Regions from separate parts of the Homo sapiens genome. Here region 1 is linked to region 2. Evidence: chromatin loops called from intact Hi-C (ENCODE). Cell type or tissue: mammary epithelial cell. All regions are shown on one strand. Each heading gives the region's core, and the rest is flanking DNA. Links, peaks and the distances in the headings are about the cores only. Region 1 holds the start of LINC00518 (long intergenic non-protein coding RNA 518). Region 2 overlaps LOC100506207 (a long non-coding RNA gene).

Region 1 (12,360 bases), core at 5,046-7,545, 1.8 Mb after region 2:
GGCTTTCCAGAATGCACGCTTTCAACTGACAGCAGTGGGTACAGGCCCGAGGTGTGCAGCAAGCTGGGAAGCCCAGAGGCCGAGAAGCTAAAGATGCCCTGGAGACTGGAGGAGCGCATCACCGGTCAGTGCGCCCCCTCCAGGAGCGGCCTCCCGGCCCTCTCGGCCTTAGGCGACAGGTGCAGCAGCTGTCTCTACTGCCCGCTGTGCCAGGGCGGCTGCCGAGCACTGGTGCGGAACCACTATCGGAACGAGTTTGCACTTCTGTTTACAAAGCAATCCTGCCATCAAAAGAGGAACAAAATCACCACTTATCACACCCTGTCATAAAGTAATCTGCCCTGGAGGGAAACCCTTGTGGAGAACTGCTGTGTGTGTGTGTGTGTGTGTGTGTGTGTGTGTGTGTGTGTGTTGGGGGAGGGGGGATGGAGGAAAGGGGGATTCTCCCAACTCTTCTGCAGAGTAAATCGCTGGAACGCGTGGTGTCCCAACCGGCCTGGAAAGACCGAGAGTACCATGAGCTGTGAAGCTGGGGTGTGACAGGGATGCCCGTCCAGGGCTGGCAAGAGTGCAGAATGGCTCTCTTGGATCTTTGGAATAGGCACATCTGCAGACCCCGCTCCAATGTTTACTTTCCTAGCGCCTTCGAAGATACTCCCAAGGGCCCCCAAAATAGATCAGCAAAAAGTGTTGGGGGTGGGGGGAGTGAAAAAGCCAGTTCTTGAAGACTGTAAGGTCCCCTTTCGCATCTCAGCATCTGGAGTGTGCAGGGAATTCCTGACCAGTGGTTTTGCTCCCTCCAATCCCTTGCCTCCCCCCTCCCATGTTATGCACTTGTTCTTGGAGAGATGGACGTTAAAGAAGCGTCAAGCAGTTCTCACTGCAAATAAATGGTGCAGAAATAAGAGAGAGAGGATGAAAGCCTAGGAAGTTATAAGTGATCCTGACCCGACCCAGCCACCAGGGGGTTATCTCTTTCCAGGTCCTGCCTTGTGTAGAGTGAGGTGATAAACGCTTTAGGCAGCCAAATCCAAGCACAGCTGGGTGCCTGGCGGGGATGGGGTGGGGGTGGTCCTATGTGGTGCCTCTGCCTCTGGAGTTACCTTTAGGAAAGGTCAAGAGAACTATCCTCCCCTCCATGTCTGCTGAAAAGGGGCTATTTTGCTAGTCTTGTTATCAGTAATTCACCACTTAATATAACCAGGTTTTAGGTTTGTATATGAGCGATCCTGGACATCCAATACCATCCCCCCAGTTCCCCAGCGCCACTCCTGGACATTCTAGACACCAGCGAGGCTTCTTCTGCAGCCATTCCTAATGTAGCAGATCCATTTTGGGGGGAGTCTGGATGCAGGTGTGTGTGATCCAGCCTGAATTTGAGACTCTCAGTTTCTTTAACACCAGCTTGAAAAGTCTGCAATCACTAGCCCTGAGAGAGTACTTTGGTTCCTAATGGGATATCCTGAGTCAGGGTGGCTGAAAGAGCTACCAGTTTACCTTGTACATGGCAGGCAGAATTCTCAATGCTAACTTACCACTTGCACTTATTGAAGGCCTGGGGGAGATGGTTTCATCCTTCATAATTCCTGTATGTCTGATGCCAGTGGAGAGTCAATGTTTTGCTGTGTCACTGTGCAAAAAACAAACAAACAAACAAAAAACCTGTAAGGTGAGGGATTGTACTTTTCAATGACTGGGGAGCTAGTTCCAAAGCTGGCACAATCGCCAAGAGCTAAATGGAAGAAGGTCCTTGCTCCTTCTCCAAAAAACCTTTCCTGGGGGTAATGGGTGACTTAGGGCAGTGACCTTCAAACTTTGCTGTGTATTAGAGTCAGCTGGAGGGTTGTAAAGTCGCGATGCCTGAGCGGCTCAACACAACAAAGAAATCAGAATATCTGGGAGTAAAACCCAGATTTGGGAACCATTTAGGGAAAGTCTGCCTCGATCTGTAGCAGAGTTTTGGGATTGACTTTCTAAACTGCAGCCACTCCTCATCTTTGGCCTTGTGAAAAACTTGAGACCCCGGCTTTATCAGTCCCCCTTTTGAAAAACAGGGCGTGTCTCAGCCCTAGGTATGCAAAGCTAAACGTCTCAAACCGCTCTGCATTCGAATTAGCCAACTTAAGAACAAGTCCAACAGCACTGCTAAGCAAGAGCCTAATAACTCAGCGTTTCGCGACATCTCTTGGCGGCGTTGACCGTTTGCCCGGGACACTGGTTTAGAAGCACGGCATAGGGTGTCTCTACATCTTAGAAATCAAGACAGCCTCTAGGTTAGAATAAAGTTTACTCTGGACTGGGCATAACTCCACTCCACCTCTGCGATTCTTCTTCTCGTTTCCCGTCTTCTGTCTTTTCTTTCCTCCCTTCCCAACTCCTAGCGCGCTACTTTAACGTCTCAGTCTCGTTCGCTAAGCCCATGCGCCTGGGACTTGTTCTTTGAATCTCAAGTCCGAAAAGCCAGGAATCCTCGATCATGGACTTCCTCCTGCTAAATTAGAGGGAGTGAAATTTCGCTCTCCTCTCCATCCTACTTCCCCATCCCAAACTCGCTAGATTAAGTTCGCTGACCAGGCGCGCACCCAATGGCAGCACCCTCTCCAACATTTTCCCCACCAGAGAGGCAAGTGTCCTACATTTGTACGTAAAGGTCCCTGAGTGGCTAGGTGGAGAGGCTCGGATGTCTTTTCCTGGAGCGGGCCTCGGGGAGCTGCAGCAGCCCCAGCCTCAGGCACCACAGCCAAGCGAGCGCGCCTTGGGCTCGCTGCTCTGCACGCAGCTGGAGGTCTGGGCCGCTGACCCTCTGGCCACGTAGTCAACCCGAGGATGTGTGCCCCGGGGCTCGGCCTTGCCTCGGGTGAGAAGGCTAGTCACCATTCAGGGTGCAGGTGTCATGGCCTGGAAATGGCAATATCTGAGCAAACAGGTGGGCGTCGCTTCCCGGCGGTGCGGTGGCCGCTGGCTCGCAGCGCGCTCCAGCTTTCGGCGCCGCCGCCGCCCCTTTGCTCTGCGGACTCAGCCAGTTCCCGGGTGGCCCAGCTGGGTGGCTCCGAGGCCTGCCCCCTTGGGCTGCGGCGGGAGGCGGGGACTGCAGTGCCGAGTGTAGGGCGCCCCAGCCGGGCTGGCGGTTCACGCTGCGCTCGGGCCTCTGCCGGGAGGGCGCCCTGGCGCCAAACCCGGGCGGGCAGGGGGGTGGAGAGCCGATTGAGTTTATTCCCATTCAGAATTTAGAGGCTGGTGGAGACAGAGAGTCTCCTAAATGGATGCAAGTCTCCTGAAAGTCTGGGCCGGAAGCCTCGAAACTTTCTGCCACGCAAAGCCCCAGCTAGTCTCCAGGGCTCGGTCCTGGTTCCCTTTGTGCAGGCCCGGAAGTGTCCGCCCGGTTTTCCCACTGCCTGGAGGGGCCCAGGGTCGCGGATAGACTCGGACAAGGCTCCGTTTACTTTCAGTTTGTCTTAGTTGACTAATGGCGGGACTGGTTGTAATGCGTGCTCTGAGATTTTCTCCAGGATTTGTCACTTTAATTTTGCAATATGAGGTAAGGCCATGTTTTTTAAAGTGGAGACACTCTCTTTGCCTTTCCTGCCTTCCTAAAGGAAGCACATCCTCTTGATGTGCCCGACGGGACCTGCAGACTCCAGACTCCACTGCTTTTTCTCAAAACCACACACTTGAAAAGAATACACTTCGATTGCTGTTAAAACTTGTCAGATTTCCATGTTTTAATCGCTGGCAATGTCTTAATAATGGAACCTTACCACTTTTGCACGTGTTGCTGAAAAGAGAGCTCTCCAGTAAAAGTGCCGTGCCCATGAGTCTCTTGAGGCTGTGCAAGGTTACTTATCAAGGATCTCAAAATGACAGGCAGGCTACCTCTGGATTTCCAATCACATGTTCAAAACTCAAAGATTCTCAGTCTGGAGAGGTTTGGTTTTGTTTTGGTTTGGTTTTAAAAGCTCATTCCTCCCCCCCCCCCACCCCCAATAACACAGTACTTAATTGTTTTATTAAATTGTTCCAGGCTCTGGAACCCTGGGGAGGCACTCTTCAAATGGTATTGTTTTTTCTGTATTTATGTCAACACAGGAAGTTGCATTAGAAACTTAAGTTGACAATTTAATAAGGCCTGATCAAGTATATGAGGTTTTTTTAAAAAAATTGACGTAGCACATATCACTTCATTTGTTTTCAAACTCAAAATGTGCTCTTTCTGAATCTTACGATGTAAATCGTAGAGTCTTTATACTAGATAATTTTAGCTGTGATATTGTGAATATAAGAATTGTACAATTTTCCTTTGAAATGTGCTGCTGAGAAGAATAAAAATGAAGTTTTCTCTCTGGAAATGGCTGGAAACAAACGTCAAAACCTGACAATTTACACACACAGTTCTCTTTCTGACTTGACTCACCCCTTTGAGAATTACTTTTTAAAACACCAAAGTTATAGGATACTAAGTTAATTGTGGTCTTTCTAATTCTGAAAAACTGGTTTTCATTTGCCTCAAGAACTTTTAAGGCAAAGTTGTCTAAGATACTTCCTTGAACAAAGACTCAGACAAAAGCATTTGACTGCTTTTAATTTCTCAGCATTTTTACATTTTAAAACTATAGCTTGAATGAAACTCAAGTGTCCTGAATAAAGAATAAATACTTAAAAATTGTTTAAATACATATTTTCTCCTTTCATTGTTGGAGCATTCAAGCAAAGATTGTGTAAAATTCAGGTTAAGTAAAATGTAAAAAATACATATCCAGTTTACATTACATATTCTTTTTGTGTACAAATATTTATACCAATAAAAACCCCCTAAGATATTTATATCTTTAACATCTATTTTTCTTTTACCTTTACTACTAGAAAGAGAAGCTAACAAAGGAAAGCCTCTTCAAAAAATGGGATTTCCTTGGCCTTAGCAGTTCTGGTGTGTTCCACTGCCAACACTAGGTAGGAAAAATCTGACTTGTGATGTTGTGATTAAATAGCGGCCTGGCTCAAACTGCCCAAAGAGAGGGAATTCACTATGAGTTCCACAGTTTTATCTTGAGGAAGAAACTAGCAGAAACACAGAATTTTAGAGCCTTAGAGCTCTCATTACAAAATGGCCCTCACTATAAAGTGGCATATACTGAACCCAGCTTAGATGTGTGTACTGAGCCCAGTACAAATGTATATAGTGAACCCAGAGCTCTCATTACAAAATGCCTCTCACTATAAAGTGGCATATACTGAACCCAGCTTAGGTGTGTGTACTGAGCCCAGTACAAATGTATATACTGAGCCCAGAGCTATTCAGCTTGTTGGTGGTGGGGGTGGTTAGGATTAGATGACAACACCTATTCTCGAATGAGTTAGTCTATGATGCTGTGTCCTAGATTGTGCTCAAGATTAAAAACCTGATTAAAAGACCTTTTTGACTGAAGAGTGTTCTTAAACCTTAGCATCCAATCTGCTTTAAACAGGTTGCAATTAAACATAATGCTATGTGTTCATTGTTAATTGCAGACAGGAAATGTCCAGTGTTGATAGAAATTACCTCTAAAGTCTTGATTCTGGAAGAAGCTAGAGAAATGGCTCTTGGATTTCTAATACTGGCACTTCTTTGGTGACTGTTTCCCATGAATTACCTCAACTTGCACTGAAAGCCACAAGAAAACCAAAAAATGCAAACTACAAGCCTGAATATGCCTACAGATTACCTGTGTCTTTAATGTGTCTTGAGCAGTTTGGATACATGCTTGATATTTTGTGGCAACAAAATACTAGTGCCAGACCTGTATACCTATGTAACAAACCTGCACGTTCTGCACATGTATCCCAGAACATAACATATAATTTTAAAAAATTCAAAAATAAATAAATAAAATTTAAAGACTCAAAAAAAAAAATACTAGTGCCAGGACTCCACTTTTAGTATCACTTTTCATATTTTAGTATTTAGTATTATCATTTTATCTTTCAATGTATTAGTGAAGCTTCTACGGTATTGTTCTGTCTTTTCAAATCAACAGGTGATAGTAGGAAAGCAGGAATAATCTCCCAGGAATCATTATTTTATTGAGAGTTATTAGGGAGTAATAAGAAACTTGACAATAAGAGTGGAAACATTAAATCAAGGTGGGGGGAAAAAAGAAGTATCTACCTAAAGAAAATGTTTTATTCATCAATAATCATAACAATGGAAATGGATTATGAAAACAGCTAAAGGAAATCTTCACCAATAAGTTTGACTATATTTATTCCAGTCTCTGTGACACCAAATCTCATGATTTTCTAAAAAGATGTGACTCAAAATTAGCAAACACTGCAAAGAAGACACACGTGCTATTTATGAGTGCTTTTAAGTCTCTTAGCAGAGACACATTTGGAAGCTAAATGGAATCACAGTGACTAAAACTTTTTCTGAAATCCCCAATCCGATGTTGAAGCACATGGCTCAGAAACAATCTCAATATCATCAAATAACTAAACCACAAAAAAGAAAAAGAAGCTCTCAAATATCCCTTTCCCAAACGTTTCCCAAATGTATACACATATGTAGACAGTAGAGGCTAGAACTGGAATTGTTTTTGCCTAAACATTTGCTGCCCCCACGTGTCCCTTTAGAAAACTGAGTGTTAAAGCTAAATCATGTTCATTAGCACCTTCTATACAGCATTCGCAGGTTAGGTACGCTTAAGTGTGATCACAGAAACAGCCCAGTGTTGGTAGAAAGTACCAGAGACAGGGCGGGGAAGCAGGGAGGGAAGAAGCTGACTTTTGCCACAGACTCCTGGGGTAATCCCCAGTAATTACATAAGGTCCATGTGTCTTTGTCTCTTCAAACTTGAAATGGGTGGCAGGCTGGTGGGACGGGACGAGTAGCCAGATTTTCACTAAGGTTCCATCTAGCTCTAATATTTGGTCACTCTCATTGAGGATGATAAAAGAGAAGTAGGGAAACCCAGTTATCCCATTTCTGGCTAAGTCGTCACTTTGGAGGTGTGGCCAAAAACTCATGAATGAACTTCCTGTTTCATCACTCGAATCCATTACCTCGGTTCTCTGTCATCTTGACAAACTTGCTTCCCAATGTCTGAGTGGCTCTGAGCCTAAGGAGACAAGAAGGAGTTTGTTTTCTTTAATGTCCAACAATTATACATTATACAGTATCCTGCTCATGACTACAAAAATGAAAATCATCTTCCACGTTTATAGTGTGTATCAGTAGCAGGTGCCTCAACACCTCAACAGCTCTGACTAGTTTTTTTTTTTTTTTTTTTTGAGACAGAGTCTCACTCTGTCACCCAGGCTGGAGTGCAGTGGCACAATCTCGGCTCACTGCAACCCCCGCCTCCTGGGTTGAAGCAAGTCTCATGCCTCAGTTGGGACTACAGGCACACACCACCACACTCGGCTAATTTTTGTATTTTTAGTAAAAACAGGGTCATCATGTTGGCCGGGCTGGTCTCGAAATCCTGGCCTCAAGTGATCCACCTGCCTTGGCCTCTCACAATGCTGGGATTACAGGCGTGAGCCACCTCGCCTGGCCACTAGTTCTTAAATCTCCACAATACCATGATCAGCATGGCAAAGCCATTCTCTCCCTATTCCAGTTTTGTTCAACTCTCAGGCAACCACATGTTTAAAGAAAGGCTGGGTCCCTCCCTTGCCCAAGGGGGTGAATTTTGATTCATCTAAGAGAGATATTAGTTTTATCCTGATCACCATCTACGAAGACATGTAACTTAAAAATTCAAAGCCCCAAAGGCAGGAAATGCAAACTTTTAGGTTAACTAGGTGGATTTTCAAACATTTTCTCCATTACCAGATGGTCTAATATTTAACTGAATAGAAAACAGATTTATAGTGTGAAAAATATTTGTGTATTCTTACCTAAATCATGAACCCATTATTTACCTTCTCTCTGTGTACCAAGAAACCAAAGACATTTAATGGGCATGATTACCAACTATAATCAGAAGTATCTAGGGAGAGCCAGAGGGGATGTGATCTTAGAACAGGCTTTAGAGTGACAGACGTGAAGTCATTGTCCTTTGAGCTACAGTTCAGTTTGGTGGAAGAGCAAAGTGCCAGGACTATTGCAGGCCCATTCTTCATTCTCAGGGTTTTGTCATTTCTGCAATGATTCTCAAATGACAGTCTCTATTCCCATGCTGCACCCATATTTTCCCAAAGCTGATTAATTTAACTACAATATATACCCTTCTCAAAAACTGCTAATGTAACAGGTAGGAAACACTCAATATTCGGGAATGCTGATGAGTTTCCTGAGTAGCATGCGACTGGAATGGGAAGAACAGGAATCTGGTATCAGCCTAGCCACAGGCTGGCTGTTATGTCCTTGGGCAAGTTTCATCTTGTCTCTGGGTTGTATTTCCTGACCTGTAATGCAAGAGTATCAGTCCCAACCATCTCTGAGGCCCTTTCCAGCTCTCAGAGACTCTGGAATCAGATTCATACATCTGTCAGCTGAGTTTCCAAACAACACAGCCTGGAAACAACAATTCTAAAAATAAAACATACAACTAAGAAACCAGTCACAAGACTAGAAAACATCATCACATGTATTCTGTCACTGGTAACAAAATAGTTGCATACATATGCGAGCCAGTCCTATTTATTATTATTTTTTTTTTAGAGACAGGGTCTTGCTCTATTGCCCAGGCTGGAGTGCAGTCACCGCTAACTGCAGTCTTGAACTCCTGTGCTCCAACGATCCTCCTGCCTCAGCTTCCCAAGTAGCTGGGACCACAGGTGAACATTGCCACACCTGGCTAATTTTTTATTCTTATTTTTATTAGAGAAGAGTTCTCCCTTTGTTGCCGAGGCTGGTCTCAAACTCCTGGTTTCAAGTAATCCTACTGCCTCAGCCTCCCAAAGTGTTGGGGTTACAAGCACGAGCCACTATGCCCAGCCAAGTCAATCCTATTTTAGATTCATCATTATTCATTAGAAAAAGTATTTTCACTTATTTGTATCTCACCCTAACTTATAAAATCCAAATAACGTTTGACTGACATGAAGATAATATGCCACTTAATCATGTTATTGACTTCACTTAAGTGGGCTACACAAATAACGCCAATAATATTCAGTAATATAAAAATTATGACATTTTTCTAAGGGAACTGAGTCATACAGGCCTTGAATGATTATATATAATAATCTTTTTTTTTTTTTTTTTTTTTGGACACGGAGTTTTGCTCTTGTTGCCCAGGCTGGAGTGCAGTGGCGCAGTCTCGGCTCACTGCAACCTCTACCTCCCAGGTTCAAGTGATTCTCCTGCCTCATCCTCCCGAGTAGCTGGGATTGCAGGCATGCACCACCATGCCCGGCTAATTTTTTGTATTATTAGTACAGACAGGGTTTCACCATGTTGGCCAGGCTGGTCTTGAGCTCCTGACCTCAGGTGATCCACCCGCCTCAGCCTCCCAAAGTGCTGGGATTACAGGCCTGAGCCACCGTGCCCAGCAATAATCTTTATAGTCAAGTTTGCTGTTGTGTGTTTTTTTTTTTTAAAAAACAGAATTAGTTGTTTTGTCTTTTATTTTGTTTTGTTTTAGAGGCAGAATCTCACTATGTTGCCCAGGCTTATTTTGCACCACTGGCCTCAAGCAGTCCTCCCAGCTCTGCCAAATTTTAGACACCTGGACTTGGAAACCCATGAGAAGTTGGCCAGCGCTTCCTTTTGCATTTATGCAGAGCAATGGTAAACGTCAGCAGCAAATTTACAATCAATCTTATTTTCCAGTGTCTCCAGAGATTTGATTGTTTTGCTTATATGGCTTATGGCAATACTTACCTCCAATGTCTGATTTTTCAAAAAAATTTCATCTAATCCTTTGTGCAATGGTTTACATCTAATTTTTTTTGTTCTGAGATGTAGACAGCTATTAAGAACTGATCTTTGCACAGTAAATTTTTCCTATTCTTAGTCATTATCCTTAGGTGAGGCAACATGGTGCCATTCAGTTATTCAGCAAATTCTCACATCTTCCGTGTGCCATGCATTGTTACAGGTTTTGAGCCTAGAACCATGAAAACAAAAGACAAAAATCTCTGCCCTTGTGGACTTTGTATTCCAGAGGAGAGAAAATAAACAAGGTAAGTAAAATATATAGTATGGTAGATAATGAATGGTATGGGCTGAAGGAAAAACATAAACAAAGACGTTAGGTAGTGCTGAGAGGGAGGGTGGTTTGCAGTTGAGATAAGGATGTCTCCAAGGATATGGTGGCATCTGCATTACCAGAGAAACATTCCAGGCAGAGAAACCAGTGAGTGCAAAGGCCCTGAGGCAGAAGCATGGCTGGCTTGTGTGGTAGGCATGAGTGAGCTAAGGACAGAGGAGCTACAGAGGACGCCAAAGAGAAATTGAGAATTGAAGGGAGTTGGGGGATGGAGCTGTTGGTACCGAAGGGAGACATTATAAAGACCTTAGCTTGGCTGGGCACTGTGGCTCATGCCTGTAATCCCAGCACATTGGGAAGCCGAGGCAGGTGGATCACCTGAGGTCAAGAGTTCGAGACCAGCCTGGCCAACATGGGGAAACCCCATCTCTACTAAAAATACAAAAATTAGCCGGGCGTGGTGGCGTGCACCTGTAATCCCAGCTACTTGGGAGGCTGAGGCAAGAGAATCGCTTGAACCCGGGAAGTGGAGGTTGCAGTGAGCCAAGATCACACCACTGCACTGCAGTCTGGGCAACAAGAGTGAAACTCCATCTCAAAAAAAAAAAAGACCTTAGCTTTTCCTCTGAGAGCAGAAACTTTGGAGGGGCTTGAGTCAAGCAATGGCGTGATCTGCTTCGTATCTTAACAGAGTCACCTTGGCTGCTCGGTCAGGGCAGGGGGACAAGTGTGGAGGCAGCAAAGTCAATTTGGACGCTGTGGCCAACAACCATAAGCACGGCTGAGGTCACCTAGGGAGTGCTTGTGGATGAACAGGGAAGAGGCCCAAGACTGGACGTGGAGGTCTCCAATGTTTAGAGTCAGGGAAATGAAGGACACCAACAAAACTCACCTAAGAGAGGAGCAGTCGAAGAAGGAGGGGAACTGCTGAGCATGGGCTCTGGAAGCCACAGCTCCAGGAAGAGGAAGTGAACAGCTCTGTCAAACGCTGCTGCTGGGTGGAGCTCCCTGAAGACAGAGAGTGAACCCTTGGTTTTCGCCATGTAGAGGTGAGTGGATGTGGTGGAAAACCTGCAGGGAGGTTAGAATCAGGGAGCTCTACCATTTTAGCCAAATTCACTACATAAAACCTAGGCACTGCTAAGCAATTTACTCACCCCTTTGATCCTCAGCGGTCTCATTAGTAACACAGATGGAATGATTCCTACCTCAGGCTGGTGAGCTCTTAAAGAGACAATGTTAGGAGTATTCATTTGCTAGGATGGCCTTCACAAAATACAACCGACCTGAATTGCAAACATTTATTTTCTCACAGTTCCGGAGGCTGGAAGTCCAAGATGGAGCTGCTGTGAGGGTTGGTTTCCGGTGAGGCCTTTCTTCCTAGCTCGTAGACAGCCACCTTCTCTCTGTGTCCTCACATGGCTTTTCTTTTGTGTCCATGCCGAGAGAGAGGACTCTCTGAGGACTCTCCCTCTTCTTGTAAGGACACCAGTCCTATCAGACTAGGGCCCCACTCTTATGACCTCATTTAATTTAATTATGTCTGTAAAGGCCCCTGCTCCAAATATAGTCACATTGAGGATTATGGCTTCATAATCCTGTGACTCTGGGGAGAGGACACATTTCAGTCCATAACAAAGCCCTTAGTGTGTTTTAGTGCTCAAAACTGTTCATTCATACCTCGGTTATTCCATTATTATTGCCTACGATATTACCACTTCAGGGTTTTTGTTATTTTTTACAATATAGAGCACAACGTATAATAAACTACACATACGAATTCTCATTGAGGAATTACAGAAAATATATCTATCGCGTCTAACAAGGTTTAATTAGCATCTTGGAAAAAAAAAAAAACACCTACGTTTTTAAGGAAAAAGTTGGCCAATACTGCCATCTGTTGGAATTTTGGTCAAAGCTCATGTGTTGGACTTTACTCATTCTTTGTCAATATCTTTTCTTTCTTTCTTTCTTTCTTTTTTTCTGAGACGGAGCCTTGCTCTGTTACCCAGGCTGGAGTGTGGTGGCGCGATCTCGGCTCACTGCAACCTCCGCCTCCTAGGTTCAAGCGATTCTCCTGCCTTGGCCTCCTGAGTAGCTGGAATTACAGGCACGCGCCACCACGCCCGGCTAATTTTTGTATTTTTAGTAGAGACGGAGTTTCACCATGTTGGTCAGGCTGGTTTCGAACTCCTGACCTCGTGATCCACCCACCTCGGCCTCCCAA
Region 2 (12,360 bases), core at 4,346-6,845:
TCTCTGACTTCGTACCTGGCAATCTTCCCCTCCCAGGGTCCCCAGGCTGGTCTTCCTCTCTTGCTTAAGAATTTATTATAGATCAAATTATTTTAGGGTTCTGAATATATTGTTATATTTAAACGATACTTTCCCCCAAAGGGGCTCAATTAAAAGAGCGCAGGATGTCTGTGTGGCTGAGTGCTATCCTTAAAGAAAGGTGTTCAATTAATATAAATGGGTGAGATTCAGGCCATAAACAGAAACCCTAATGTTTTAGAAACAACTGCAATCTGAAGTATGTCTTCTCCCTCCTGATTTTTTCTGGAGTTACACACTTTTGAAGACAGATGACCCCAGCCTAAGTCCTTGGGCTAGACTCTTGACCACACTGTCTATTTCTTCATCAGAGGGTGATGATCATGCTTATCTACCTCCATTTTTAAGTGAGGATTAATTAATATTTGTGTGGTATTTTCAAAGATGTTAAACCGTATTTAGATGCTCTAAGGGCTGATGTTATTTCTCAAGGTGTTTTTTCTTTTATTTTATATAAAAAATTACACAAGTTCTGTTCTTGCCATATAATTATGTGTTGGCATTTGCAAGGAAAAAGAAATTCTTTTCAACATTTTTGATGTTTCTTTTAATGTTATCTACTACCTTTATATTGGCATTTTATCTCAGGAAAAAAGGCACCACAATATAACTAGAAAATTTTTTAATGTTTACATTTGTATTTAATATTACCCATGAGCTTCTAATTAAAACATTAACATGATTATCTAATGTAAACCATCAAAGTATTATATACTTATGTTAACTATTTTATTGTTTATTTATTTGAGTTTTGGGGAAGGAAATATACTCTCTTTTTCTTTATGTTCACTTATAATTCAGCTATAAAAGTTTTTATATCTAAGAAATATTTAGATTCTAATTTTTGCATTACAACTTCTGTTAGGATGAGCATAAAAACAGATTTTAGATTGATTACACTCATCAAAGTTTCTCTTGGTTCCTGTTAAGGATAACTGGAAAGTCATCTTTATGATAAGCAATTATTTTTATCTGCTGATACATTGGTAATAAAGTAGTAGGTTACTTTTAAATATTTGAGGTCAATTTGTTTTCATGGTTATCATTTATTCAAGGAAGGCATTTAGAAGCCTGTTTGTCTACACAAATTATTGAATATATTACTGGAGCTCCATGGAGAATGGCAGGTTTTTGCCATTGCGTGGTTTGTCTTTCATCTTTGGATGCTCTGTTACCACTGTTCCATTCCAGGAACAGAGTGAATACACTCACAGCATATATATATATATATAGAGAGAGAGAGAGAGAGAGAGAGAGAGATTGAGATGGAGTTTCGCTCTGTTGCCCAGGCTGAAGTGCAGTGGCATGATCTCGGCTTACTGCAATCTCTGCCTCCCAGGTTCAAGAGATTCTCCTGCCTCAGCCTCCCGAGTAACTGGGGTTACAGGTGCGTACCACCAAACCCAGCTAATTTTTGTATTTTTAGCAGAGATGGGGTTTCGCCATGTTGGTCAGTCTGCTCTCAAACTCCTGACCTCAGGTGATCCACCCGCCTCGGCCTCCCAAAGTGCTGGGATTACAGGCGTGAGCCACCATGTCCGGCCTGGCATACAATGTTTAAAGCTGTCAAACATAAAGTATAACAAAGATGAACTTCTCTTTTTCTGTTTTCCAATTCAGCTATACTATTAAGATTATTTTAAAATAAATAGTCTGATTTTTTAAAAATGTGATTCAGATCATTGTTTCTGTTCTCCCTTCCTTCTGCATGAGCAGCTCAAAACTCAAGGTGCTGGTTGGAGCTACGGGAACAGTTGCAGAGGTTCTGTGCTGTCTGCCTTGCTGTCCTACCTGCATCTGATTCAGGGAGGTGGAATGTGTAGAGGAGAGTTAGAGTGTTAACTCTCCCCTTCATTTTCTAGGCACATTTTAGAGTCAGAAAGGTAGAATATTAGTATAGTATTAAAAGGAAAAAGTAGCACGGAAATGTGATTCATTGTGCCAAGACGCAAATAATTTAGCTGAAAGTTAATGTCACAGCAAATAATGGACACAGAGTTTCTTAGTTTCTTATCTTTTTTTTTTTTTGTAGTACTTAACTGTTACTCATCTTGGGTCTAGTACATAATTTCTGAAGCCAAATTTCTTCATTTTGAAGAACAGATAATAACACTTAATCTAAGAAAGTATTTTTAAAATGCTTTGTAATTCTTAACGAAATGTGTCACAATAAGGTAAAAGCATCTCTTAGTCACTATTCATATTGTTCAGTCATAGTCTGTCTTTTTCTTTCCAGTAATAATCCATCCTGTTTTTTAACAGATTGTAATAGGGGAGCAGTGAGAGAGAAAATCCATGCTTTACTCTGTTCCATATAATTTGTTTATGTTGGGTGTGTGTGTGTGCGTGAGAGTTTATATTATTTACATTGCTTTAAACTAAAGTCACAATTCTCAGTGGATTATTACTTGAACAATAGGAAAAGAGATTATCCTATTTTTTACTACCAGAATGCAATCAAAAATATATTTCTAACTTCAGTGATTTTCAAATAAGAAAATTATATTATTTATAATACTTCATTTTGTTAATCTGATAGTGTAACTACCTTAAAAATATTATCTGTTGTAGTGGTATCATGTCCCAGGGAAAAGAATACATACACATAAAAAACTCATAATGTGCATTATTAACCAAAATACATTTTAAACCCTTGTTTCCTTGTATTAGTGGGTCTTCAGGTCTAAAACAAATATTAAACTAGAGTTTTGTTTGGAATATGGACTCAGTATAAGATAATCAAACCTGCTTTAGGAAAAAAATCATTAAGAAATTTACGTGAAGGATCTATTGCATTTTTTTCTTTGAGGTGAGCAAAAGCAAGTCTGCTATTGCTGATACCACTTGAAAGCCCATTGCTGTGAACACTTTATTTCTTAACAGAAAACTGATTTTAAATGTTGAGGTTAGAAAATCTACTCAACATTTTTTAACTGCTCCAGCTTTAATTCATAATTACAAGCTTATTCCAATCTCTGCATAATGAAACCACATTTTAGACCAACAGCTGTTATCTACTTTTGCTGGTAGCCTTGGGGTATGAATATTTTAATATTCATTTTATATGTGCAGATAAACTAAATACTTCCTACTGGAAGTCTATCAAATTAATCGCAAAAATCTTAGTTGCTGTTCTTTCTTCCATGCAACTCATTTTTAAAAAACTGCTCACTTTGTGCTCCATTTTCCATAAACCTGAAAGTGATTTTTATAAAATATACAGGGGAGAATGTAGAGAAATCCATGGATATAAAGGATCATGGAAAAGATTAAAACAATACTGTTTTAGTGACCTGCCCTTCTGTCCATTTCCATTTTGTGCAAGTTCAGTTTAAGATTCAATATTTTGCTTATGGAAATGTTTTAATAACTGGTTTTGTGTTGGAAGGCTGTGATTTTCACTTATTTAAATAGTATTAGGTTCTCATATGTAAATGATATGGCCTAAAGATAGAACCCTCCCCCCACTCCTCCAGTTTTCCCAGTATAATCTCACAAACACCATTGTGATGTACTATAAAACATGCGGTAACTTTTGTTTTTGGATGGCAGTGAATGATTAGAAAATAAAAGTTCTGTAGCCCAGTAAAATCTAAAAGTGTTTATTCTGAAGTGGAAGATAAAAGGATGATGGAAGATACCAAAATAGAAATAGATGAATTTGTAGCTAAGGTTGGTGGATATTAATAGTAGAGATAGTTCACATAGATTCTTCACATTTTTATGAATTCTGTAGGAAGATGCTTTCACCTGTTCTGCATTTTAACAGAACAATACTACTTACATCATACAATAATCAATATTTGGGGTGGAAAACATAATCTGTATCATTAGCAGATCAAGATCATGTACCTCATTAATGTTAAACCACAACTATTTAAACATGTTTGAGAGGCCTGAGCATGGTGACAGAAAAATAAAGACACGAAATAAAAAAAAGCAACATAAAATGGTCTACGTAGTGTTTTTCTAGTTATGAGGATGAGACTTCTGTGAAAGCTTATTTGGTCTTAGTGAGCACATATGCGATGATGTCTTATGTGATCTTTCTTTCTGACTTCATGTTCTTTTTTTTTTTTTTTTTTCCAGGAGAGTAAAATCTTTTATTATAATAGGTGTATTTTTTTTAATTATACTTTAAGTTTTAGGGTACATGTGCACAACGTGCAGGTTAGTTACATATGTATACATGTGCCATGTTGGTGTGCTTGTACCCAGTAACTCTTCATTTAATATTAGGTATATCTCCAAATGCTATCCCTCCCCCCTCCCCCCACCCCACAACAGGCCCCGGTGTGAACAATGAGAACACATGGACACAGGAAGGGGAACATCACACACCTGACTTCATGTTCTTGGCTCTTGGGATAACAGAACACAAACATTCAGGTCCTTTGTCTTTGAGAAGCAGATGTTTTTCCCCCTTTTGTTTAGCGGAGATGTCTTCTGGGTCTTGACGATGAGAGGAGTTAGACACGTCTAGTCTTTTCCAGTGCTCGCGACAGCTAACATTTTCCTGCTCATCTCTTCTTTGGGCGTTCACCACTGCCTTATACTTTCCCCCTCATTTCCCCTACTTCTTTTGATTGTGACTTACAAAGTCTTTGATTGGCTACTGGGGAAATTCTGTCTCTCTTGAGCCCATTTTTCATTTTCACTTTTTCCTTTGTTCTCATGTCTTAACAGACACATGCCCTTCCCTCTGCCATTTTTGATGGATCTTTCCAGAACACTGCCAGCTATCCATCATTCCTTATCTTTCAAAGTCTTCCAGATGCCTCTTTATGCTTCCTTTCTTAATCATTCTAGCTGCCCTGGAGGGCTCCCCGCATTTGATTTTTGTCCTTCTAATGGTATTTCCTAGCATTTACTGAGGAGTTACTCTGCGCTGGTTCCATGCTAAGCTCTTGGCGTGCCTTATTTTATTTATTCATCATGATACTTAAGAGGTGTCTACTTATTGTTTCTATTCTGTAGCAGAGGAGAATGAAGCTCACAATGTTGAATAACTTGTCCAAAGATAACTGTTAAGTGGAACGGATGGGAGTCAACCTTGAGTCTGTTCCAGACTTTACCCTCCTTAGTTGTTATTAGAATATTTGATTCATTTATTCTTCCTTTCTGATCATTGTTCTCAGTGACATTGGCTTTCTTACTGAAAGTTCATCAAGCAAGCTTTACGGACTCATAGTATCAACAGTCGCAGCATTCCACTCTCCCTGTTTAGCTGCCATGCTCTGGAATTGCTCATCATATACCGCTGAAATCTGAGTTGGTGGGCTCATTGCAGACACACTGTTTTGCTTGCCATGTCTCCCTCTTCTTTATCCCCATTGAACCTAACTCTCAGTATCTCTCCTCTCCTGATCCACACTCCCTTTTAGTTTATTTTATTTTGCCCCAGTATTTCATGTCTTTTGATGACATCATCTTTCCCCAGCTGAATGATGAGGCTGTCTCTAGTTTTAGTGGCTCATACACATCAGTCTAGACTCCTGAAGTCTCTTGATTTTAGATAAGCCTTCAACATCAACCCCCCAATCTAAAATAATTCTTAAATATACATTATTCACACCTCTCTTTAGATCATAGATTATCACTAGGAAAAATAAAAACATTCCTGAGGTATCTTATAGCTTTAAATTCTGTTTCTAGAAAAATGTAGACTTAAATGGCAGATGTTGTTTCCAGCTACATGTTGGCACTTGCTTCTTCTTGGAAGCTCTTCTATTTATTCCTTCTGATTCCTTACTGCTTTCACCTGTGGCCCTGTTCCAAACTAACTCTTACTTCCTCTTTCTCACAGTCCAACCCTAGTCATTGCAGAAACATCCACTTTCATCTCTTTCTCTTACTCATCTCTTCCTCTGTGCTAAGCTCTCATGCTGAGTCCTGTTCACTATAACAAACACTCCCCATTTGTGTCCTAGGTTCTGTCCAGTTGTTATTTTGAGGTATCTCACTCTGAAGCTCATTTTTTCCCCTGACTGTGATTTAAGTCTTTCTCATTACAGCGATTCCTTTCTCCTTGCCTTCAAACACTCAGGCTCTCCTTTCTTAAACAGTTCTTCCTTTTATAGTCTGCCTCTTCTAGCCATCATTTTATTTCATTTTGCTTTAACTGCTGACATGTATTAAATAAATGTTCTCAACCCGCTCTATTCATCCTCTAACAATCTTTATTTTAATCCTTTGAAATTTCAGTCTAATTTACTCAGCATTTTGCTGGGATCACAGTCATCAATAATTGTATTCTTTTTAGTTCTTTCTTCTGTCCTCATTGTTCTTGACTTTTCTGTAGAATTTGGTAAGAATTAGCTAAGAAACAAAGGCAGAAATTTACTCTGAGATGCTGGGGCAGTCCAAGAAGCAAAGTACAAGGATTGAGCATAAATGCCTGGAGACTTCCCAGCCTCTAGAACTGTGAGAAATCACTGTTTATTGTTTAAGCACACAGTCTATGGTGTTCTGTTACAGCAGCTCAAACTGACTAGGACAGAGCACCTATTGGGACCTTACTGATATTTCAGATACATTGTTTCTTGATTCTTTCTCCCTTCCCTCCCTTCCTTCCTTGCTTCCTTCCTTCCTTCTTTTTCTTTCTTTCTTTCTTTTCTTTTCCTTCCTTCTTTCTTTCTTTCCTCTTTCTTTCTTTCTTTCTCTTTCTTTCTCTTTCTTTCTCTTTCTCTTTCTCTTTCTTTCTTTCCTTCTTTCTCTTTCTTTCTTTCTTTCTTTCTTTCCTTCCTTCCTTCCTTCCTTCTTTCTTTCTTTCTCCTTCCTCCCTTCCTTCTTCTCTTTCTGTCTCTTTCTTCCTTTCTTTCTCTTTCATTGATCAAATTGCTGAATGATGAATTAACTGTACATGCCCTTACCTTTTATAACAGTTGTCACGTACCAAATATTCTGATAAATTATCATCCTCGTTGCTGACTTCAGCCTTCTTCAGCCTGTTCTTATTGGTCCATTTTCCATGTTTCTTCAGCAGCTGCCAGGAAATATCTCAGCTGTACTGAATATTAGCCATTGCTTCAGCATTTATGTTAGCCTAAAGTCATGCAAAGGGATACTTATGAGAATTCATTGCATGGCATTTATTATGACTGTGCTATTTCATATTGTACCACTTGAATTGTTCATGCCTGTAGTGAGTATGGTCAACAAACCTGACATCTTAATCACATATAAAGGCAATGTGGGAGTGTCTCCTTTATTCCCTGATCTTGGGCAGTCTGGCATTCTGTCATTTATTTATAGTTGGAGTCCAAGAGTGTAGAAGTAGTCACAGCAATTTTGTGGATCCTGATGTCTATAAGCTAATCTGTGGGCACACTTTCCAAACATTGGGTTTGCTTAGAGATGTATAGTAGAGTATGAGGAACCTAATTATCCTCATCTCGTAGGATTTTATCTTTTGGGCCTCGGATCTCAGAAGGAGTCACCACTGTATTATTTCTGGCAATGTTGACTTCAAGATGCCTATTAAGCATCAGGTAGAGATATTGATTATGCAGTTGAACATATGAGATTAGAGCATAGGAAGGGGTCTGGATTGGTGTTCTAAACTTGAGAGTCTTCATCTTATAAAGCCATTGGAGTCAGTGAAATACTAAGCATTAATAAATAGGAGAAAAAATGTGAAGTGCCTAAATAGCTAGGTACTAAGCATTAATAAATAGGAGAAAAAGTCTGAAGCCCTCTTCTGAAGGATGCTGGGGCCTTCAGAAAGGCCTTATCTGAAAGACCCTGGAGACATTCAACATCAAGAGCTAAGAGAATGATGATGGTGTCACAGAAGAGCCTTGGTACAGTTGCTTTACCCTCTGTCTCCATCCCTCCCCACCCTCTCTTCTGTATTTAGCTTCAATAACAGAATACAGCCCTGATCCTGGTTTGTGATGACATCCAAGATGCTTTAATATGGCCATGTGGTCTCCTGATGCTCTGTGTTGACCTTCTATCTAACTGCCAATGACAGAATTATCTCTTGGCCTATATATCCTGGGGATTCTTTACTCTGCCATGTGTTTTATCTAGGAGAGTAGGGTAATCTGCCAGAGAATGGAGGCCTCAGAACTTTGATTCCGTGAACGATTCCTAATGTTGGCATTTGTCCACTTCCAAGGCTCTCAATCCCTATATTTCTGTGGCATGCTTTAAGTCAAAGATCAATGTATCTTTCATTCATCCCTGGAATGACCTCCTTCAAGACTCTACAAAAGTTCTAAAACCATGGTAACAGCTGAATCTCCTGGATCTCATGTTTGCAGATGGAACAGTACAGAGACCTTCAAGTGGCCTAAGCTTATCTGCTGCCCAGCTTCTCTTGCCATCAAGAAAAATCTCTGCTTTCTCAAGACATGAGATTTCCATGAAGTGTTAGTTAACATTGATCTCTATTTTACAATGTTTCTAAGGAGTTTGTTAGAAGTTTTCAGTTTAGTGCACTCACCCTGAGCTGTGGATATTTGGCTCCCATCTGGCTTATCCAGTCCTACAGGACAGTTTCCTTCACTTCCCTCCACTTTCCCCCAAAGTATCGTAGCTCTGGATGGGTTGATTCACTTTCTTTCTTTTTTTTTTTTTTTTTTTTTTTTTAGACAGTCTCATTCTTGTCTCCCAGGCTGGAGTGCAGTGGCATGATCTCTGCTCACTGCAACCTCCACGTCTCGGGTTCAAGTGATTCTCCTGCCTCAGCCTCCCGAGTAGCTGGGACTACAGGCACCTGCCACCACACCTGGCTAATTTTTGTATTTTTAGTAGAGATGGGGTTTCACCACGTTGGCCCAGCTGGTCTCGAACTCCTGACCTCAGGGGATCTGCCTGCCGTGGCCTCCCAAAGTGCTGGGATTACAGATGTGAGCCACCATGCCCAGCTAATTCACTTTCTAGTGTACTGAAACCTAACAGACAGGTAGGTGATCATAGAATCTCAGATGTTACTGAGAACTTCTTAAATCCAAAGTCTCAGCATATAGCCTCAAATACAACCCACGCAAAGCTGACGTGCATCTCCAGTCACCTGCATGTGATCACATTCAAAAGAAACATCAGGCTGGCATTTAAAAGGGAACTGATGGGATATCTATTAAATGGAGATTATATTGCATAATTAAATTTAAGTAAATCAGCTTAAAATCTTGTATCCACTCTTCTAAAAGTGTGCAAGTATTTTTTAAAATATTATGCAACAACAAGAATAACTGAACCCTCCAAAACAAAAAGTGAAGCAAAAAACAGAAAACAAGCAAGCATAAAAACGAGTAAAATCTCGTAGGTAAGGTTTACGTGGCTGATCCCTATCTTTCAATTGCTAATTTTATTTCTAAAATACAGTCTCATTGTTCTCACTGATTTAGTGCTATACATTTCCATGTAAGACATACATATTAATTATATTAAACAATTTTTATCACTTTCCATTTGGTTGCCATGGGAAATTCCATCTGAAGATGTTGGAAATGACATCTTTAGAGCTTTTGCTATTTCTATATGATTGTCATTAAAATTTTAATTGTTTTTGCTGTATGAAAATTGGCAATAATGATTTGTTTGGGCCAGTTAACACTTGAATTTATAATAAATTAACACTAAAAGATAAGCTAGATTTGTATTGGCTTCCTTCCAGAAGTCAGTGGAATGATTTCTGTGTTAGACCTTAGTGACTATGAAAAGCTTTCTACTACCTTCCCTTAGCTATTCTCCTTCCAGTTTCCACTTCAGCATAGCCCATAGTCCTTTTTCTGCTCATCCACCAAACAGCATCATCCCCCTGCTTAATGACCAGCACCCATTAGGCAAGAGCAGGGGATTGGAGATTTGCCATCAGGTTGTGAACTGAGTGGACAATAAAGAAGTAAAAAATGATGAGAACAGGGCAGGAGGCAAGAGCTATAGCTTTATAGTTATGGGCAATGAGAACTTGGGTAGAAATTAGAGAGCCAAAGTTACTTGGAATGGGCAGAACAGGTCCAAAGTAATTGCCAACAATTAGGTCTTTGATGAGGACATGAGCATACCACTCTGGTCCACAAATCCTTGACACCTCTAATTGTGAGATGTGGTATATATCACTTGAGTCTGGACTCTGCGCCTGCTTGATCAGTAGTAGAAGTGATGCCATGCCAGTTTCTGGGTCCAGGTGTTAAGAAATGGTCAGCTTCCATTTCCTCTCTCTTGTGATCACAACCTAAAATCCAGCCACCATATTGAAAGGAAGCCCAAGAAATCAATGGAGAAGCCACATGTAGGTATTCTGGTCCATAGTCTTAACTGAGGTCTAGATGATGCTCAGTCACCGCATATACGTGTTCATGATCCTCTAGATCAATGGCCCCCAACCTTTTTGGCACCAGGGACCAGTTTGGTAGAAGACAGCCTTTCCACAGACAGGGGTGGGGGTTGGAGGTGGCTGGGGGTAAGGGGTTGGTTTTGGGATGAAACTGTTCCACCTAGATCATCAGGCATTACTTAGATTCTCATAAGGAGCACACAACCTAGATCTCTCGCATGTACAGTTCACAATAGGGTTTGGGCTCCTATGAGAATCTAATGCTGCCACTGATCTCACAGGAGGCAGACTTAGGCGGTAATGCTCAACTGATGGCTGCTCACCTTCTGTGCAGCCTGGTTTCTAACAGGCCACAGACCAGTATAGGTTTGTGTCCGGAGACTGGGGATTCCTCCTGTAGATGACTAGTCATTGCCTGCAGTCTTGAATCTCCCCACTTGAGTGGCCAGATATGGAGCAGAGGCAAGCCATCCCTCCCGCACACTCTCCAAATCCGATTCACAGAATTCGTGACCATTATAATGGTGTTTGTTTTATTCTGCTAAGTGAGGAGTGTTTATTAAAATGTAGAAATAGTAACTGAAAAACCATTGTCAGGCACAAGTATACCACCATTAAGCAAGACCTACCATCTCTGACTTGATGTAAATCACATGAGAATCCTATGAGTATATAGCTGTACATCAAAAATGAATGACTTGAATCCCTAAATATAGCAACCTGTAAATGTATTACTCTGAAATGATAAAACTCCCTTCGAATAAGAAAAACTTTCTGAAAAGCTTATGGAGATTTCTTTCCCTTGCAGGAGAAACAAACCAATATGTAAATACATTTTCAAGCATGAGCATGTTTCTTTGATATTACCTTGTCACTCCCCTTGTTTGTACCATATACTTTGCTCTTCTAAGCATTTTTGATAAGGGGAATTTTAAAAATCAGTAGATTGCAGCCTGTGGCTGACGCATCTGGATAGTTTAGGTGGCCAGCTTTGAACTATTTTATTATTGCAAAGTTGAAATAAATTGCTTTACTTCTCTACCAGTAGGCTCCTCTGCCAAATTTAACTTGTACATTTCTAAATCACTTACATATTTTAAAGGATTAAAATTAAAGATGAGATTAAAAACTTTTCTCTTTGCTTCAAAGGGAGAACCAAAATCTCCACAGAGCCTAACTGACAACCTTTGTTGCTGCTTGGAAAGGGGGAGGGAAAAAAGGAATTGCTTGAAGTGTTTCCTTAGTTCTTAACCTCTTGTTTTCCAGCCAGTGTTGTTTTGGACTAAACATTGGAATGTTGAGATAGATCGCGATGCTTACCTTGGCTTTACTCAAACCTAAAGTGACATTGAAGAAATTGATCCTGGATATTTGTCCATTTCTGAGCTTGGCTGTGACTCCAGTCCTTAGGAGGGTGGTTAATTTGACATGTTCTGGCAGAATTAATTTTGCTGCCATACCAGTAACTTTCTCCTAATAAATTTTTCTCTCTGGAGATTTCAACACTTTAAAAGATGATACAACGTACCTTTTGCAAAGCAGAGGATGATAAGGTTCATGTAGGCAATGGAGTAAATGATTACTTCTGCACCCCAACATATAATTATGGAAGCAGGATGAAGGAACTTTGAATATGCTTGCTAGTGGCACAGCTGAACATGGGGAGAAATGTCAAGTCGAGGTTGAGGTTCAAAGTTAGGAACGGGTTTCCAGCTTTGCAGCTGCTGTAATTACACAATTCTGTGCATTGAAGCCATTTATCTCCTGCCAACTGTGGTAATTAATTTTGTTTTCAGTTAGTGGAGGGGGGATTGATCTTCCCTTTGTGAAAAACTTTCTCACGCAAATGTTTCCCAGTGTTGAAATGTTGAATGGCTTTCCTCCTGTTGTACAGGTATTTACTGGAATCTGAGCTCATGATTCTCTGAATCCATGACTAATGCAAAGTCAGAGCCAAGTTTATTGATGACTTCTATTTCTCTCTTTAGGGATCA

What was found. A loop is a pair of places that touch in the nucleus more often than their neighbours do. Peaks named below come from ENCODE experiments on the same cell type or tissue, not always from the same donor. Only the 100,000 strongest peaks of a DNase experiment are listed, where the experiment ranks them.
Region 1: a loop joins it to region 2, with 21 times the contacts of the local background. A loop is called at or near these places in 1 of 110 quality-filtered maps.

What each region holds. Positions count from the first base shown.
Region 1 is chr6:10,423,223-10,435,582 of GRCh38, forward strand. LINC00518 (long intergenic non-protein coding RNA 518) reads right to left here and starts at 11,600. Exons shown (of 3, transcript NR_027793.1): 1 at 11,291-11,600; 2 at 11,026-11,204; 3 at 4,563-7,091. It overlaps LOC107986564 (a long non-coding RNA gene), which reads left to right and starts at 3,206. Exons shown (of 2, transcript XR_001743960.1): 1 at 3,206-3,538; 2 at 4,861-5,059. MIR5689HG (MIR5689 host gene) reads left to right here and starts at 11,107. Exons shown (of 4, transcript NR_132993.1): 1 at 11,107-11,182. RefSeq lists a silencer at 2,922-3,191 and an enhancer at 10,451-11,650. In mammary epithelial cell, for the core only: a CTCF peak has its summit at 6,591 (motif pointing left); DNase peaks (open chromatin) are centred at 6,599 and 6,989; H3K27ac peaks cover 2,489 bases.
Region 2 is chr6:8,621,758-8,634,117 of GRCh38, forward strand. The region is part of intron 3 of LOC100506207 (a long non-coding RNA gene); the gene reads left to right. Among named protein-coding and RNA genes, the nearest start is that of HULC, 24 kb to the right of the region's middle. RefSeq lists an enhancer at 5,424-6,623. In mammary epithelial cell, for the core only: no CTCF peak of the experiment used is centred there; a DNase peak (open chromatin) is centred at 5,904; H3K27ac peaks cover 1,802 bases.